2 separate regions of the Mus musculus genome follow, and region 2 is linked to region 1. The links are chromatin loops, found by intact Hi-C in ENCODE. Cell type or tissue: heart. All regions are shown on one strand.

Evidence for each region. Hi-C counts contacts between places; a loop is a spot of excess contacts. Peaks named below come from ENCODE experiments on the same cell type or tissue, not always from the same donor. Only the 100,000 strongest peaks of a DNase experiment are listed, where the experiment ranks them.
Region 2: a loop joins it to region 1, with 2.4 times the contacts of the local background. A loop is called at or near these places in 4 of 42 quality-filtered maps.

The regions. Positions count from the first base shown.
Region 1 is chr10:118,865,869-118,873,868 of GRCm38, forward strand. It overlaps Dyrk2 (dual-specificity tyrosine-(Y)-phosphorylation regulated kinase 2), which reads right to left and starts at 3,035. Exons shown (of 3, transcript NM_001014390.2): 1 at 2,853-3,035; 2 at 2,282-2,430. The coding sequence starts at 2,901. It overlaps Gm40777 (a long non-coding RNA gene), which reads left to right and starts at 5,909. Exons shown (of 3, transcript XR_872090.1): 1 at 5,909-7,242. In heart, no CTCF peak of the experiment used is centred here; DNase peaks (open chromatin) are centred at 2,653, 3,253, 3,543, 4,033 and 3 weaker places; H3K4me3 peaks cover 4,883 bases; H3K27ac peaks cover 4,345 bases.
Region 2 is chr10:118,709,118-118,717,117 of GRCm38, forward strand. Gm33337 (predicted gene, 33337) reads right to left here and starts at 6,609. Exons shown (of 2, transcript NR_155867.1): 1 at 6,484-6,609; 2 at 5,364-5,465. It overlaps LOC115485728 (a long non-coding RNA gene), which reads right to left. Exons shown (of 4, transcript XR_003948963.1): 4 at 7,309-8,000. In heart, no CTCF peak of the experiment used is centred here; no DNase peak of the experiment used is centred here; H3K27ac peaks cover 1,653 bases.

The DNA.
Region 1 (8,000 bases):
AAGTTTTCAAAAATTTTATCATCGCCCATATATTATTATTATTTTTTAAAGCCAATGAGAATTGAGATATTTATTGGTTTTACTTTTAGGACAAGCTGACCCAAACTAAATTGCTCTAGTATACAATAAACGTCATACAAAAAAAAGAAAGCAAACTACCATGGGAAATTCCAAAGTTCATAATCCTGTCATGTGTTTAAGGGAGAAAGGGCCCCCCTGCTCTGCTCATTTTTCTTCCTGCCCTTTCTTTCTCCCTCTGCCATTCCTCCACAGTTCCTCCCAGGGGTAACTGCTCCAGAAACAAACACATAAACACTTTTGAAAATGTGGAATATTGGGACTCTGGATCTGTAAAGGTTCTAGTATTTATAATTAAGCTAATACTGGTTCCCAGAACTAGTAGTCCCAAATAGTACATTAAACGAAGACTCGGGAGGGTGTGTGACTCGGCAATACACATCAGAGTTGCCTCTGGACTCCTGACAGCTCAGTTAACCTGTGGAGTCTGCCTCCTCAGGTAAACACACAGAGGAGCCAGATCAACTCTGTGCTCCTTAATGCCTGATCTGGGAAACCTGCAATGTTACACAAACCAAGTCGAAAGTAACATTTGAAATACAAAGCTTCACTTTCAAAACGGAGCATCCAAGGATGCAGAGTAGCCGAAGTTCACCCTTCAACTACAAACAGCCATGTCACACACAGGTCACAAAGCACAGGCGTCTATCCCGAAATCGCCTTCATGGCCTTTCCTCTCTGATGCCACACAGGCTATTCTGCTAGTGACAACTTCTCCTTCACCCGGTTCCATGACATATTTCAACCGCAAAGAAGTTCTGATCAGGCTAAGGCCATCCTTACAAAAACTGGGAAACCAGAGGCAAACTGAATTATTTCTTTTCCAGTTCACACCATGTAACATGAGCACACCAACACATGGGGGAGGGGGAGCTGGGGGGAGGGGGATGGACGCTGTATTTTCCAAACTGTCAGATGATTCAAAACCAGCCAAAACCACAAAAAATCCAAACCTCTAAAACCAATGGCTGTTCCTTTGTAGGATGCCCTTGTGGCAATCACATCCCTACTAACTGCAGGCTCTCTTTCCCAGCAACAGTACAACCCAGATGAGTTAATTCTGTGTATGTCCAGCCCCTAGGATAGACCCACAAGAAAAACAGAGAGAATAACAAAACATGTCTATGAGATTATCTACCTCTCTTATATGTCTCCATTACAAACAACTAAAGTCCACCTTCTTCTCATCTCCTGTGATAAGCAAGTTTCAGTCACACATGATTCCCCACCCCCCTCCCCCAGAGATGCTCCCTGCAGGCCACAAACCATGGGTGGGTGCTCTCAACCAACTTTCACTTGGTAACAAAATCCTATGCCCTGCAAGCAACCTCACATAGAAACCATCCTAGGTTGCTCACGCTCCCAGAGAGCCTTTGGGAAAGAGACCTTTGAAACCACCACCTTCTGCAAGCGCACACCTCCTCTAGGCTCCAGGTCACCATCCAAAGGCCATCGCTGGGAGCCGAGGAAAGGTACATTCTGAAGTCACATCCAGCTTGCCAGTCTCTACAGCTACCAGTCCCAGGCTCCGCTCTCCTCCCCAGGGACTCAAGGGACAGCCCTTGTCAGGTGCCCTTCCTTTGCCACCTACAAAGCAAAGCCCAGTCTTTCCTTTTGAGCAATATCCACGTTGAGAATCCTGCGGGGGGGGGGGGGTTGTTTTGTTTTGACTACTGCTGTAGCTCTTATTTTTGTTAATGTTAATTACAATTTCTGCTGTGCTCAAACCTGTAGCTCTCATAAAACATGCTTACACACGCGGGGGACAATTGGCGGGTGCTCCCTGCTGGCTGGAGCCAGGCCTCGGAGGCTCTTTGGGGGATCGATTTTCCGGGCAGGGTAGGCTAGCTGTCCCCTAACACATACGTTTCTATAAATATCCACTACCCCTGGGGTTGGGAGTAGATGTTTACCGGGTCGGGGGGGAAGGGAGCTCTGAGAAGCAGAGATGAAAAAAGGGGGAGGGGGCGCAAGGAGGAAGTTCCCAGGAAAAGGAGCCTGGGGTGGGCGAGCACCAGAGGGAAGCAAGGGGCCCACGCCACGAATCTCCTTTGTGGCAGCAGCTCGGGGCTCGCCCAAGTTGCAGAGGGCGGCGTCGAGGACAGGCCCCTGCTAGGGGCGTGGAGATTCGGCCCTCTCTTCCCACAGTCGGAACCCAACAAGCCAGGGGTCTGCCTGGCGCCCACCCGAAGCCAGGTCTCACCGTGTGGGCTGTAGTGGTAGCGTTGCTGGCCCGGAGAGGCGGCAGGGCGATGGGGGAGGGCGGGCCGGTCCCCACTCCGCTTCGGGGAGCCCCCGCGCCGATCCCCGGGGAAGCCTGAAGCTGGCGAACGGCGGTGTCCCCTCCTCGGCCTGGGAGCCACGCGCGGGAGGAGACAAAAGAGGGTCAGGGTGGGGGAAGAGAGCCACCCAGACCCCCCGCCCCCGCCCCGGTGGGCAGCGAACCCCCTCTTCTAGGGAGAAGATGGAAGGAGACACCCGGCCCGGGAAAAGCCGGCGGCGTGCGGGAAACAAGGGGGGTCGGGACGCGACTCCCCAGCGCGCACCCGCCAGCTGCAAAGTTAAGTTCGCGACCCGGCGGGGAGCAGTGCTGGGCCGGAGCTCCGGAGCCCACGTCGCCGGGCCGGGGGAGGGGAGGGCGGGCCACCGAGAAGGCGCAGCGGCGGGGTCGCGCTCCGGATGGCCCTCGCTCGACCCGCCGGGTTCGGGGATCCCGGGGCACCAACGCGCGCAGCCCGCGCCCCACGCCGCCGACAGGGTCCCGGGGCCCTTACCGGTCGGGTAGGCGGCGGGAGCGGCGGCCGAAGGTTTCCTGGTTAACATGGCCGCGGGAGAGGAACGTGCATGGCAGTGCTGCCCTCGCCGCCGGTCCCGCCGCTACTCCTCGCCGCCGCCGCCGCCGCCTCCTGGTCGCCCCTCACGCGGGTCACCCGCGCCTCGTCGCCGCCTCGCTCCCGCTACAGCCAGACACACGCAGTCCGCTGCATCCCCTCGGCCCGGACCCGCCGCCGCGAGCCCCCCGCTCTCCTCCTCGCCGCCGCCGTCCCCCTCGTCCTCGGGCGGCTGCTGTACCCCCCGGCCCGTGCACATGCCTCGCCCTCCCCTGCCGCACCGCTGGCCTCCCCGACTCCCTCACATCGGGGCCGCGGGGAGCGGGTTGCGGCCGCCGGGACCCACTCGCTCGGGAGCCTCCTCCCGGGCCCGCGCGCGTCCGCGCACACTCGCACACACGCTCGCCCCCGCGGCTCGCGCCCGAGAAGGCCAGCCCCGCCCCCGCCGAGGCCCCGCCCCGGACTCCCCCCACCCCCCACCCCCGGCCCCAGCCACACAGGCTGGCGGCCACCCCACCCCCACCCGCCACCCCGGGAGTCCCACCCCCTCCGATCTTCCGCAGAGCCGCCCTCCGCTCCCAGGAAAACTGCGACTCCGGCTCGCCCTGTGCCTCCCCTACGGCCATCTGCCCTCTACCCGGGTCCCCCTCGCCCCTGCGACGCCCCTCCCGGCACTACCGCGCAACCTACCGCGGCCGGCCTCCTCCCGAAATTGCTGCAGAGACCACTCCCTCTTCCATCACGCCCCTAAACACCGCTCCTAATGGCTGCTCCCAGACAATACTGCGGCCCCCCACCCCTGGCCCCGACCCTAGTCCCTGTCCCTGTCCCAGTGGCCCAGCCAGCCCCTCTCCCCAGTTTATCATGGAGAGAACTTAGTTGTATGAGGGTCACCTCGGAAAGTCAGGCTCCGAGGAGGGACTGCGGCTGAGCCTGGTGACCCAAGCATGGACGAAGGAAGGGGCTGCCCTTCCACCTTCATTTCAGCCACGCACGCCCTCCCTGATTCACTGACACCGAGTGACCGCTGCCCTCCAGTCGCTAGGACAAGGGGAGGCAGACAGGCGCCTGTGGACCGCAGCTGAGGTAGCAGTTGGCTGTGGGTTGCTAGGCAAAAATAAACATCAGAGACACCTCCCATTTCCTTACAACTCCAAGCCTTTCCCCGGCGCGGCGCGGCCACTGAGACAGACACACCTTCCTTTCAGCTCTCTGCTGCACTGGTGCGACACCTCTGATTCCTCACATCCTCGGAGGAAAAGATTCCTTTTCCCTTTCCCTTCCCAGACACGTGGAGAATTTCCCCGCCCTTTTCATTTGTGGTCTATAGCCTCTGTTTCCCAGAAAGAACAAAAATTTTCTTCTCTGTCGTCGCACACCTTATGCTTTGTCGCGCGTGGCACACTTGTGCACCTTTGTCCACTTGGACAGCCAGGTGTGGAGGGAAAGCTTCAAAAAATCCCAGCAGATAGGGAAGAAAGTTGGACCGCATCCAGGCATGCACTTCCTTCCTGGGAGGTGCCTAATTTCTGAAGTGCTCCTGGAGTCCCGGGTCCATTTTTTACTGTCCTGTTCATTGTGTCTGTCCCCAGGTCCCCGAGAGTGCTGGCCCCAGCTAGAGCAGACTTCAGTCCAGAGGGAGCTACCTCCTGCTGTTCTGTGGGCTCTGCTGTTTGCAAATTGTCATAGCAACCTCCTACAAAGATCACCTCAGCTTTATCCAAATGCCAAAGGGACCGGCCCACATTACAGTGTGACCCTCTAGGGCGCCTACAGAGTAATAAGAGGAGGGCACACTCCACCCTCGAAGAGAATGAGAGACAGAGACAGACAGAGAGGAGAGAGGCAAGCAGACAGGCAGAGACACACAGAGAGACAGAGACAGACTAATTTCCTTCCGTTTGGGGGTCCTTTTACAAGAAAATAGGGCCACGGTACAATATTAATAATCGGCTCATGCCATGACCTAAATTGCCCCTAGCAAGAAATCCCTCCCTGCGCTTATCGCCTGCAAACTCACTCGGGAAGGCTGGAGTAGCATTCAGAATTAACCAACAGAAAGGGGATACTAAGGAGCAGCTACATGGCTACAATGTATCTGAGATCCTCGGAGTGGTCTCGCTATTGCTATGCTCGCAGCCTGTGCGCTTTCAAGAAAATTCAGGCAGTTTTCCCCCTTACTCTTTCTAAACAATTATCTCCTTCCCATCTTATTTTTTGAATACTCCATACGACTGATGTTTGAAAAGAATACTGTTCTTAAATATCAATTCCAGTATCAACTTATTTCAAATACCATTGCTTCAAAATTAAATAAATAATAAGAAAAATCATAAATAAGAATACTAATAGTACAGGTACATTCTAGCTCTGTTTCCAAATTAATAATATTAATAGAATAAAAATAAGGGAAAATGAACACTTTTTTTACAAAGAAAATTATTTGCTTTAATTAAAGAAAAGGGTATGTGTCTCATTTAGTGAACTTTAGATAAAATACCTTTTACTCTATGACAATTTCATAATGCAAACTATATATTGATCATATCTACCCCCAACTCTCTCTGCCCACTCCCCTCTCCCACACCCTATCCCAACTCTCTCTCATGACCCCACCCCCAGCCTCCAGCAACTGCCAACATCTTTCTCCCCTTCCCCTCCCCCCTCCCCCCTCCTCCCCCTCCTTCTTGACCTTTTCATTGTGCTTTGGTTTTCTAGAGCCCACTGGGTCTAACTAGCTCTGTCAGGTTGCTGACTGTTTGGTTTCATCTTGCAATGGTGACATGGCTCCTGTGAGTTCTTGTGTGCAATGGCTATGTCATGTCCTGAAGGTAGTGTCTGTTCCCTCTCCCTGTTCTGTCTTTCAAACCCAGGGTTTGGAAGATGGAAGATCACAGCTCTCTGTCTCTCTCTGTCTCTCTGTCTCTGTCTCTCTCTGTCTCTGTCTCTGTCTCTCTCTGTGTCTCTCTCTCTCTCTCTCTCTCTCTGACTCTCCTCTGTCTCTGTCCCTCTCTGACTCTCTGTCTCTCTAACACATACACAAATGCACACGTGCGTGTACATTTCAATTCTCATTGAACTAAATAAACACTATGAGATATTAGAAACCATGTAAATGTGAGACATGGTCTAAGTTTTCAAGGAGCGCCTAAAACAGACAAGAAAAGTCACCTTTAACAAACACATGGATTACAAACTAAAGACATTCCCTGTCTCTCAAACCCACTCTCTACTCTTCCACCCACTCCCTACTGCAGGAGCCTGAGACAGCAGCAACTGTTCTCTTGCCCACTGGTTACCAGTAGATTGGATAAGCAAACACTACTAGGCAGAGATCGAAAGGCCCGAGGACAATGAAGTCAGCCTCTATCGCTGGCTCTTCCTAAGACATTCCACCACAAGTTAGTAGTCATCTTCCATGAGATTTCTTCCACATGCTAGGCATGGAACCCAAGGCCTCATATAGGTCCAGCTAGAGTGTTACCACTAAGCTACATCCCAGCCTGGATGTGCCTGTGACTGAAGATATCAGCTCCTGTTGGACAGGCCTCTTCCATAGATGTCCATTTTCCCTCAGAGTTTTGGAATCCATCCCATCCTCCTGTCCCCTGAAGCCCAGTGGTAGCAAGGATTTCCTGCTATCACCATCTTCAGGGCTCTTGATTTCTCTTTATCAGTTTGTCCAACCCTATCTTCTGCGGCGAATCCTTCAATTAAGCTGCACAATGTTTTGTTACACCATGTTCTGTCTGATACTGAGAGTGACTCATACAGTTCCTGGTTTGGGATTTTTTTTTCTCAGCTTTATGAGGGTGCAAAAGTAATATGAATTCAATGGAAACTGAACTTTGAACTCTTTTTTTTCTTAAAAAATATTTTCCCAGGATGGTGATATGAGGAGTCATTTTCTCAGCAGAATGTGTGACAGCACTGAGCCACAGCTCCAAAGAAGCCATGAGATCTCAAGAGGCAACCACGGATAACTCTACAAGGCTCAGCTAGGCTGAGTTATTGGGGGTGTCCTAGATTAGTTAACCTTAATGTGTCTTTTGACGTAACCTATATTTTCAGTTTAAGAGGGGTTTATCTGACTTTGTCCTCATAGTAAATCAAAAACACCCCTCTAAGTACTCTATTGTGTAGATCATAGAGGCTAAATACCAGATAACTACAAAGGACTAGAGAACCAGGGTTCATTGGAAGAGCCACAGCAGATTCCTCGAGGAGGGGAATTGCATCTTGACTTCAGAAAATGGGCAGACGGGCTTTCCATGAGCAAAGGAGAGCACATTCGAAGTAGAAGAAACAGCGTAGTCGATGGAGAGAAGTCCAGGTAAGGATAACAGACAAGAGATACTCTGGGCGTGAGTCAGCTTCCCACTGGCAGAGACCACAGGACAACTAACTTACAAGGAGGTGTCTCAGTTAGGGTTTTACTGCTGTGAAGAGGCACCGTGACCAAGGCAACTCTTATAAAGGACAACATTTAATTATGGCTGGCTTACGGGTTCAGAGGTTCAGTCCATTATTATCATGGTGAGAACATAGCAGCATCCAGGCAGGCACAGTGTTGGAGGAGCTGAGAGTTCTAACTCTTGTTCTAAAGGCATCTAGAAGACTAACTTCCAAGCAGTTAGGATGAGGATCCTAAAGCCCGTGCCCACAATGACACACTTCCTGCAACAAGGCTCTACCTAGTCCAACAAGGTCACACCTCCTAATAGTGCCACTCTCTGGGCCAAGAATATTCAAACCACCCCAGAAGGCAAGGTTGATTTCTTCAGTTTTGGGTATTTCAATCCCTGATCGATGGCCCTGTAACTTTAGGGCTTGTGAGAAAGGGCAGCATTGTGTCAGCATCTCATGGTAGAGCAAGACTGCCCTGTCACCATCAGTAATGAAAGGAGCAGCAGCAGAAGGAGCAGCTGGAATCTCCAGTTTTCCTTCAGGGAACTCCCCAATGGAGTGAGGACCTCCCACATGGTTCAACCTGGTAAGAGCTGCCACTGGTTTCTAACAATTTTTGAGAGTGCTGTGTGGGAGGAGACAAAGCCTGCAACATGGACAGGACCATTGGGAGTGCATTTAAGT
Region 2 (8,000 bases), 160 kb before region 1:
TGTGATGGAAAGAAATCCTGAGGCTTTGTTGGGTAGGAAGCAGAAAGAAGTACATGTGTGAGGGAAGTGTGATTTCTCTCGGTATCCTGGGTACCACATGACCAATCAACCCCTTTCCTTATCTCCATACCTCCATCTTTTGTTTTGTTTTTTGTTTGTTTGTTTTGTTTTGTTTTCTTGTAGTCAGTTAGCCATTCTGCACTGAAAGCCATGCATTGCTTGTTACAAGCACAGCCAAAGTGAAAACCCACAGACGGGGTTCCTAGGAAACAAGAAGGCAGATATCTTAGTCAGGGTTTCTATTCCTGCACAAAACATCATGACCAAGAAGTAAATTGGGGAGGAAAGGGTTTATTCAGCTTACACTTCCACATTTCTGTTCATTACCAAAGAAGTCAGGACTAGAACTCAAGCAGGTCATGAAGCAGGAGCTGATGCAGAGGCCATGGAGGGATGTTCCTTACTGGCTTGTTTCCCCTGGCTTGCTCGGCCTGCTCTCTTATAGAACCCAAGACTACCAGCCCAGAGATGGTCCCACCCACAATGGACTGGGCTCTCCCAGCTAGATCACTAATTGAGAAAGTGCCTTACAGCTGGATCTCATGGAGGCACTTCCTCAAGGGAGGCTCCTTTCTCTGTGACAGCTCCAGCTTGACACACAAGTTAGTCACAGGAACAAAACCAGGGTAAAGACCAGTTGCTTTGGGTATTATCATCATCCAAGGGATGACTTCCCTGTGATACGACAGATGACGACAGATGACACTTGAGTCAACTCTTTGCTTGACCAGATCTTAAAATAGATGTGGCAAAACAGGCTAACAGAAGTGAAACGGTTATTCTAAGAAGCAGGGAACCGTGGGCATGATCAGGCTTACGTCATGGTACCCATAGAGCCCCAGACGCATAGACAGTTCTCACAAGTTGAGCCCATAAGGCTAACGCTGAGGCGATATCTTTAGATGATCTCTCTACTCTTTCCTCTTACTGAGGAAAAGGACTAAGGCAGACATGGCCACCTCGGGCCAGCAGTGCTGCCGTGAGGATGAGATTCATGATGGTGCCAGCTGTTTCTGCACGAGTCCATCACAACATTCATTGACCAGGCTACCCTTCCTACCATTGGCTTGCAGCCAAAGACTTCCAACAGCAGAGGCATGGTGGCAGCTTCACTTTTGTACGGTTGCCAGTAAAATGTGGCTTTTGCTGGAGTGTTAGGTTCTGCCCATTCATCCTTTGCTCGGCTCCCTCCCAGGGTTTTACCCAAGCATCCTATGTCCTTAACATCTCCATGTGTAGTTCTCCCAGTCAACAAACCTCTTACATGTCAAACCTTGCCTTAGCACCTGTTTCTTAGAGAACCCAGGGTTCTAAGAACTGGATTTGTCTTCTAGAATAACTATCAAAAAGTAGATAGCCGATCAAAGTGGAAACATCAGATACATGGCTCCAGAACCCCAACATATGGAATGCAGATACAAGGGCCAGAGTTTCGGAGCTTGGACATCATTAAAGGCCCATTGATTAAAAGTGTCCATTGACTTTGACTGTCCTAGTGTCTAATGTTGACTGTAGAACTTCTTCGCCATTATAGGCTGGTTTGGAGCTAGGCCTTTGGAACCAACCATATGAGAGTCTAATTTCCTTTATCCTCTTTGTTTTCTCTAACCGGGCCTGAGTAAATTTCCATTACTTACAACTACATGAGTCTAAGCTGTTACATTGAGAAAATTGTCCAGAGTGTTCACAAGTCTTTTATGGTGCTGCAAAAGCCTTAGCCGGATCTTTTCCAACCCTTGGATGGCATTTCTGTGGCACTGAGTCTTGCCCTCTGCACGAAGGCTTTATTTTTAAATTGTATTTTTTCCAGGGCATTGGAACATAAATCTCAGATTCCCAAAGTAAAGTTTAAAAGAAAGCATGACTCCCAGGAAGGACATTTTAATAGTCAGAAGTTATAGGGAGGCATCCGTCCCAGCTCGGTTTATTATACATAAAAATATACATAAAAAGGTGCCCGGAACTCTAAAGGGGGTCTTGTGACCTACCCTCAGCTCCTCCCAGGAGATCAGAAAGTAACAGATCAGAACAGATCAGTAACAGATCAGAAGGTAACGGAGCCTTCATTTCAAGCCGGATCTTAGGGAGGAGAGGCTCACTGTGAGTACTGACTTAATAAACAGTAATTATCCTAACAACGGAAGAAGCACAATCGAAGCCGTGAGCCTGACATCCCCGGCAGGAAGCTTGCCTTTGCTCCCATGTGCACTGGAGTATTTCTAAACGTCCCTAAGATACTCCCACTCACAAGGTCTGGGCTCGCTGGAGCACGCTGGACAACTGATTCTGAGTCCTACTTCGCTGTTCAGTGTTAATCTAGGAACCAGAACCAAGGCTGGCTTGAAAACTCGAGGAGTTTTAATAAACTGCCCAGACATCCATTTGACAACAAAGCCTGGCTCCCTGAGAGGCTCCAGGCTTAGTCTTTTGAGAGAGATTTGCATTTCTCCACATGGGTGTTCTGAATGACTCCGAAACAGACGGCAGAAACTTAACAAAGAGTATTTATAAGTGTTCCTTAAATCCCTTCTCCAACCTGCTCACTGAGCAGCCACCCATTGACTAAATTTAGGTGGTGGTGGGGGGAGGAGTATGAGCCCTCAAAGACATGGAAGCTCTTACTGAAGGGTGTGGCCTAAACGGAACTGTTCTAGAATCTGCTGGCCCTAAGGGTTTCCTCAGTAGCTTACAAATATGTGTTTTAACACTAAATCAATATGTGGTTTCCTGCACCTGAGAGGTGACCTATGTGTGTGGACACCGTCCTGTGAAGGGAGCCCCCAGAGCCCTCCTTTTCAGTGTTCTGTACTTTCCGTTCGCCTAGGAACATGGCAGTCAGCAGTGACTGGTCATCCTCTGTTTAATCTCTGATGGCAGAAGGGGAGGAAGGGCATGGTTTTATTTCTGGCCCGACTTATTTCAGTCTTAATCTTTTTTGGAAGCAGAGGAAAGATGGCAAGCCGTCTGGAACATTCTTTCCTGCCGACTCAGCAGAGAGCAAAGCATACCTTTCCTTCAGAGGCCCAGTGACATATATTTTATTTCACGTGGGATATGGAGCAAGGTTAAGACTTGTCTGGTCTGTGTGAAACCTTTATACTGCCTACTCACGTTACATCTCATTAACCCACTGCCGGGTTGCACGCTTCTAGAACATCTTAGCTTCTAGACGGCCCTCTTGCAGTGAACTCTGGAAGTCTTTGGGGGATTTTTCTGTGTTCCATGGTCCAGCTAATTTATGTTAATTATGGTACTATGAACCACTGATTTCTTCTTAAGGGTTCTATTTGTACTTCATCTCTTGTTTTCTGGTCGACTCCATGGTCTCTCCTTACAATACTCTACTCAAGACTACTAGGACTGAAGAAGAAGATGGAGGAGGAGGAGGAGGAGGAGGAGGAGGAGGAGGAGGAGGAGGAAGAAGAAGAAGAAAAGAAGGAAAAGAAGGAGGAGGAATCAATTTTTCTTAAAGACAAACAATAATTTAAAAGGAGCAGCTTAAATCCAGATTGTGATTGGGATATGATCACAAGCGTTAACAAAGTAGCTAATTTCAGGGAGGAGGGAGAGAAGGGGAGGGAGAAGGGGGAGAGAAGTGGGAGGGAGAGAGAAGGGAGGGAGAGAGGGGGGAGGGAGGGAGAGGAAGAGAGGGGAGGAAGAGAGGAGAGAGGGAGAGGAGGGAGGGAGAGAAGGGTAGAGGGAGAGGGGGCAGGAAAGAGGGTGCTCCCTTCTCTCTCAGGGCCATCTCTCTCCAGTCACTTGCTCCCAATGCTAATTCAGTCCCATAGGTAATAATTTTAAACAAGTTTTACCCATCAGTGTTTAGCACGGAGCTGGGTTTACATTCCATCTCTCATCTCTCTCCTGACTGACAACCACTCTTCTGTAAGTCCTCTGCACACACAGCACACCCCAGCAGAGGTGCCTTAGTCCAACCACCCTGTGGGTGACGAACTAAAGGATCCTGCGGGTGAAGTATAGTGAACAACTCACCACACTCTGTTTTTATGTCAGGGAAGTTCAAAGTGCAGTGGCATCAGAGAAGCTACACGGTTAAAATCACGGGCCATGAACACTTGTAAATGGAAAGCTGAGTTTAGGTAGTCCCAGTAACATAGATAGCTTTTTTCTTCCTCTCTTTTTCCCAAGGACTCACTACGGACAGGATTCCATGGGACCTGGACTCCTTGGGATCTCAGGTTCTTCTCTCTGTGTCTTTCTCTGTCTCTCACTGTCTCTCTCTGACTTTATTTCTCTGTCTCTCTGTCTCTCTGTCTGTCTCTGTCTCTTTGTCTCTCTGTCTCTCTCTGTCTCTGTCTCTCTCCGTCTCCTTCTCTTTCTGTCTGTCTCTCTCTTTCCTCTTTCCCTTCAATTTTTTCTTTTGTAGTACCCATGTCTAACAAGCCCCACCCTTGTCTTTTATGGCCCAGGTACTTTGTATAAGCCTTCTGATAAAAAGCTACTTCTTTTCTAGAAATATCCTCTTCCGAGAAAATGAGAGCTCACCCCACACACTGTATCACCTACTAACTTCTTTCGTACCATACCTCTTATTTATTATCCTTGTTCGTTTTTTTTTTTTAATTCTCCATTAGACAATGGAGTCCAGAGTCATCCAAGTCTACCTACCACCATGTGTGTGAGGGCAGAGAGCTAGGTAAGTATTTGAAATGGGGCATCGATGGAATGGTCGACCCAAGCACATAGGATTGAGCATAACTTATTTTCATGATATCAAAATCAAAGACAGTGAAGTCTGGACACAGAACTATTTAGTCTGGTTCAATTGTACGAAACATGGGGCTTTATCTTCCTTCTGAGGGAAGATTGGAAATAAATAAGAGATGCAGCCCTGGCAGAGGTGGCCTGGCCAGCGATTACTGCCTCCTCTCCCCCCCCCCCCCCCCCCAGCCCCGACCCGATGCATTCAGCACCCTGTGACTTAATGTGTAGCCAGGCTTTCTAGAGGCATAAATTTCCATTGTTGCTATGCCCGTCTCTACAGATGGGAAATAAACAGCCTGTTTCCAACCCACATAAAACACAGATGCCTCCCAAACCACAGGTTTGCCCTGGACACTTGCGACAGTCACGCCAGCTGTCTGTGTTGTTCCTTTCCACAGATCTACCCACAGACGAGGTGACTTTATTATTGCGGGGAGGGGGGAGGAGGGAGGGGGAGGGCGAGAGCGAGGGGGAGGGCAAGAGAGAGGGAGGAGTCTGAGACAGCAAAGTAGAAAGTAAACACCGGGCGCATGCCCAATTTCATCCTGGAAACTGTGAACCTCTAAGAGTCAGTGAGCAGGGGAAGTCACGGAGACCCCGTCTCCGTCCTAACAGCTTCTGCTGTCATCCATGAGGAACCCGCGGCGCCACCTCGAATCCGCCACAGCTGCACGGAACACCTGTAAGACCAATTTCTGTAAAGTGTGTCATTTCAAGAGAGTTCAGGAGACACAGAAAGCAAAGGTAGAAGAAGCCTCCCAAGGTTTTCTAAAAATAAGAACAAAGCTTGACTTTCAGACAGCAAAGGCTCTACTGGCACTAACCTCCACAAGTCTATATTTGGAATGGCAGGACCAGGGGAAACAGCCACCAGGAAGCTAGGAGAGGTGGCTGCATATGTCTAGATAATTACGTGATTGACGGGCCACACTGTGTGAGGCCAGCCCGAGGATCTTTTTTCATCCATTTTTCTTGCTTTGTTTTTCTCACAAACTTATCCCTGCCTTCTGCTTTAAGCAATGCCTGTTCTCCGGGATCCTGAGGATGGTAACAGAGGAATGCCAATCATTTGCATCAGGGCTACTGCTGTTTGAGCATGGCCCTCCAAAGTTCCAGTTTAAGTGTTTGTGGGAAAATAAGATGGTCTTGAGAAGTGGTGAGTTCTCAAGATGTTTGGGTAACAGAGGTTCTTCCTGTGGGTGGAGAGGAGACCCTTAGAAAGCTACCTCAGTTCTGGTACCTTCCACTCAAGGGGACTCCCTGCTCCTCGATCAAGAGAGCAAGCAACAAGGGCCCTTCCTGCTCAGCGTTGCATGGCTGTACCATGATACCTAAGATAACCAGCCTAAAGGAATTAACCTTTATCTTGGAACATGGCTATAGACACTTTGGTCCTTGTGTTTGGTCCCCTTGCGTGGGCCTGTGGTGAGGTGGCTGATCAGCATAGCAGAGAGCCCATGACAGATCAAAACAGCTCATATCATAACAGCCAGAGAGGAAAAGAGGCTAGACACCAATAACCCCAGAACTGCACACTCCTGGTGGCCCAACATCCTTCTACCTAGCTCTACCACCTTGAGGTTCCACTGCCCCCCCCACAGTAATGCCAATCCTCCAAGAGAGTTTTAGGTGATGTTTGAGAGCTGAAGAAGCACTGTTTTTGAAAGCAGAAAGACAACAATTATCAGGAAGTTATACCTGTTGGTTTCCTGGTCTTGTACTTTCCAGTCACTGTGGAAAAATTCCATCTCTTTTGTTTGTTTGTTTTATAAATGACCATGAAGTGAGTCTCTTTGGAGACTCAGGTATGTCAGGTGATGTCTTGCAGAAGCAGACACGTGAGAGATGCATGATGTTTACAAAGAATATAAATATAACCCCACAGACAGAGTGAGGAGGCTCTTGGGTTGGTTCTCCGCCTTGCACAGGTCACTGATCTTCACTTGTGACTTCATAGAGAGGAACTCGCCAAAGAATTTCTTGATATTCTGGCTGCTTCTTGCCATCTCTGCAGACTCGTGCCCATTCGATGGAAACCACTTCGGTGGTTTCTTCTGGATCGAGGTGCAGTTACTGATTTGAGTTTGGTGTTTGCCGATTAGACTGCAATTAGGCTGCTACTGATTGGTGTTTGGTATTTTGGACTGAACTGCTGATATGCTGACAAGAAAGACTGGGATCTCCCCCAAAGGACTACTTCTACACAGGTCTAAAGACCCCATTTCCTATTAACTTTCCTTTTTTCCCTGTCTCTGGCAGGCGGTCTAGAAGAGAGGTTAAAGCATTAAAGAACCCCAATTAAAGTAGGTTTTGAAAAAATCCAAGCCTACATGACCCAGATTTGGAAGCCCAATTCTGTAACTGTAGCCAAATTAGTTACCCTTTGATCCAATCAAAACTGTTGCCTTAGTTATAAATATAGTCCGTGGACATCCACACATACATAAATACTGAAGCATCTCTTCCAAACAACTCAGTGACTCTCTTCAATAAGCAGCTGAGGGAGAAGTGAGAGTTACAGAATTTTTTCACTAATAAGGTTTATTTGAAGTATTAAAAAATGAATCTAGAAGATTTAGACAATAATGTTATTTCCCTGGGATGTATGGTCGAGGAAGTGATTGTGTACTAGAGAAACAGATTGGAGTTCCCCTTTCTGTCCTTTGTTCCCGAAGGCTAACGCCATGATTTATCACTTGGCTCTTCTGCCTGTGGCTTCTAGCTTCATTTAGTCAGTAGAAGGAACCATGAGGCAATTAGAAGGTAGGAGAGGAAAGCCACCCGGGCATGTCTTCCTGCCGGACAGTTGTCCTGGCAGTGGTTCCAATGACTTTGATCTTTTCCCACCCCCAGCTCCTTTCCCACCCTCTTCTCTGACCTGGGCTTGGGAAAGGAACTTCACAGTTGGCCACCAGCGGCTGGCCCACTGTACCTTGTTGATACCCGTCCATCTCCTCCCACCTAGGCAACAGTTGCTTCGGGAAGTTATTTCAGTGAAACCTTCTGCAGTGTGCGTTTTGATTGATCCGGCATGCTGAAGAGTTTTATTTCTGTCCCAAGTATATCAGGAAACCACTGAAATATTTTAAACTCAAATTTCAAAGTTCTAACTCTGGCTATGGTCTAGGAAATGGCCTACTAAAGAGAGAGAGAGAGAGAGACAGTAGATGTTGATAGATCATTGTGGGTTTTTAAATAGTGGCTCAGGAGAGACG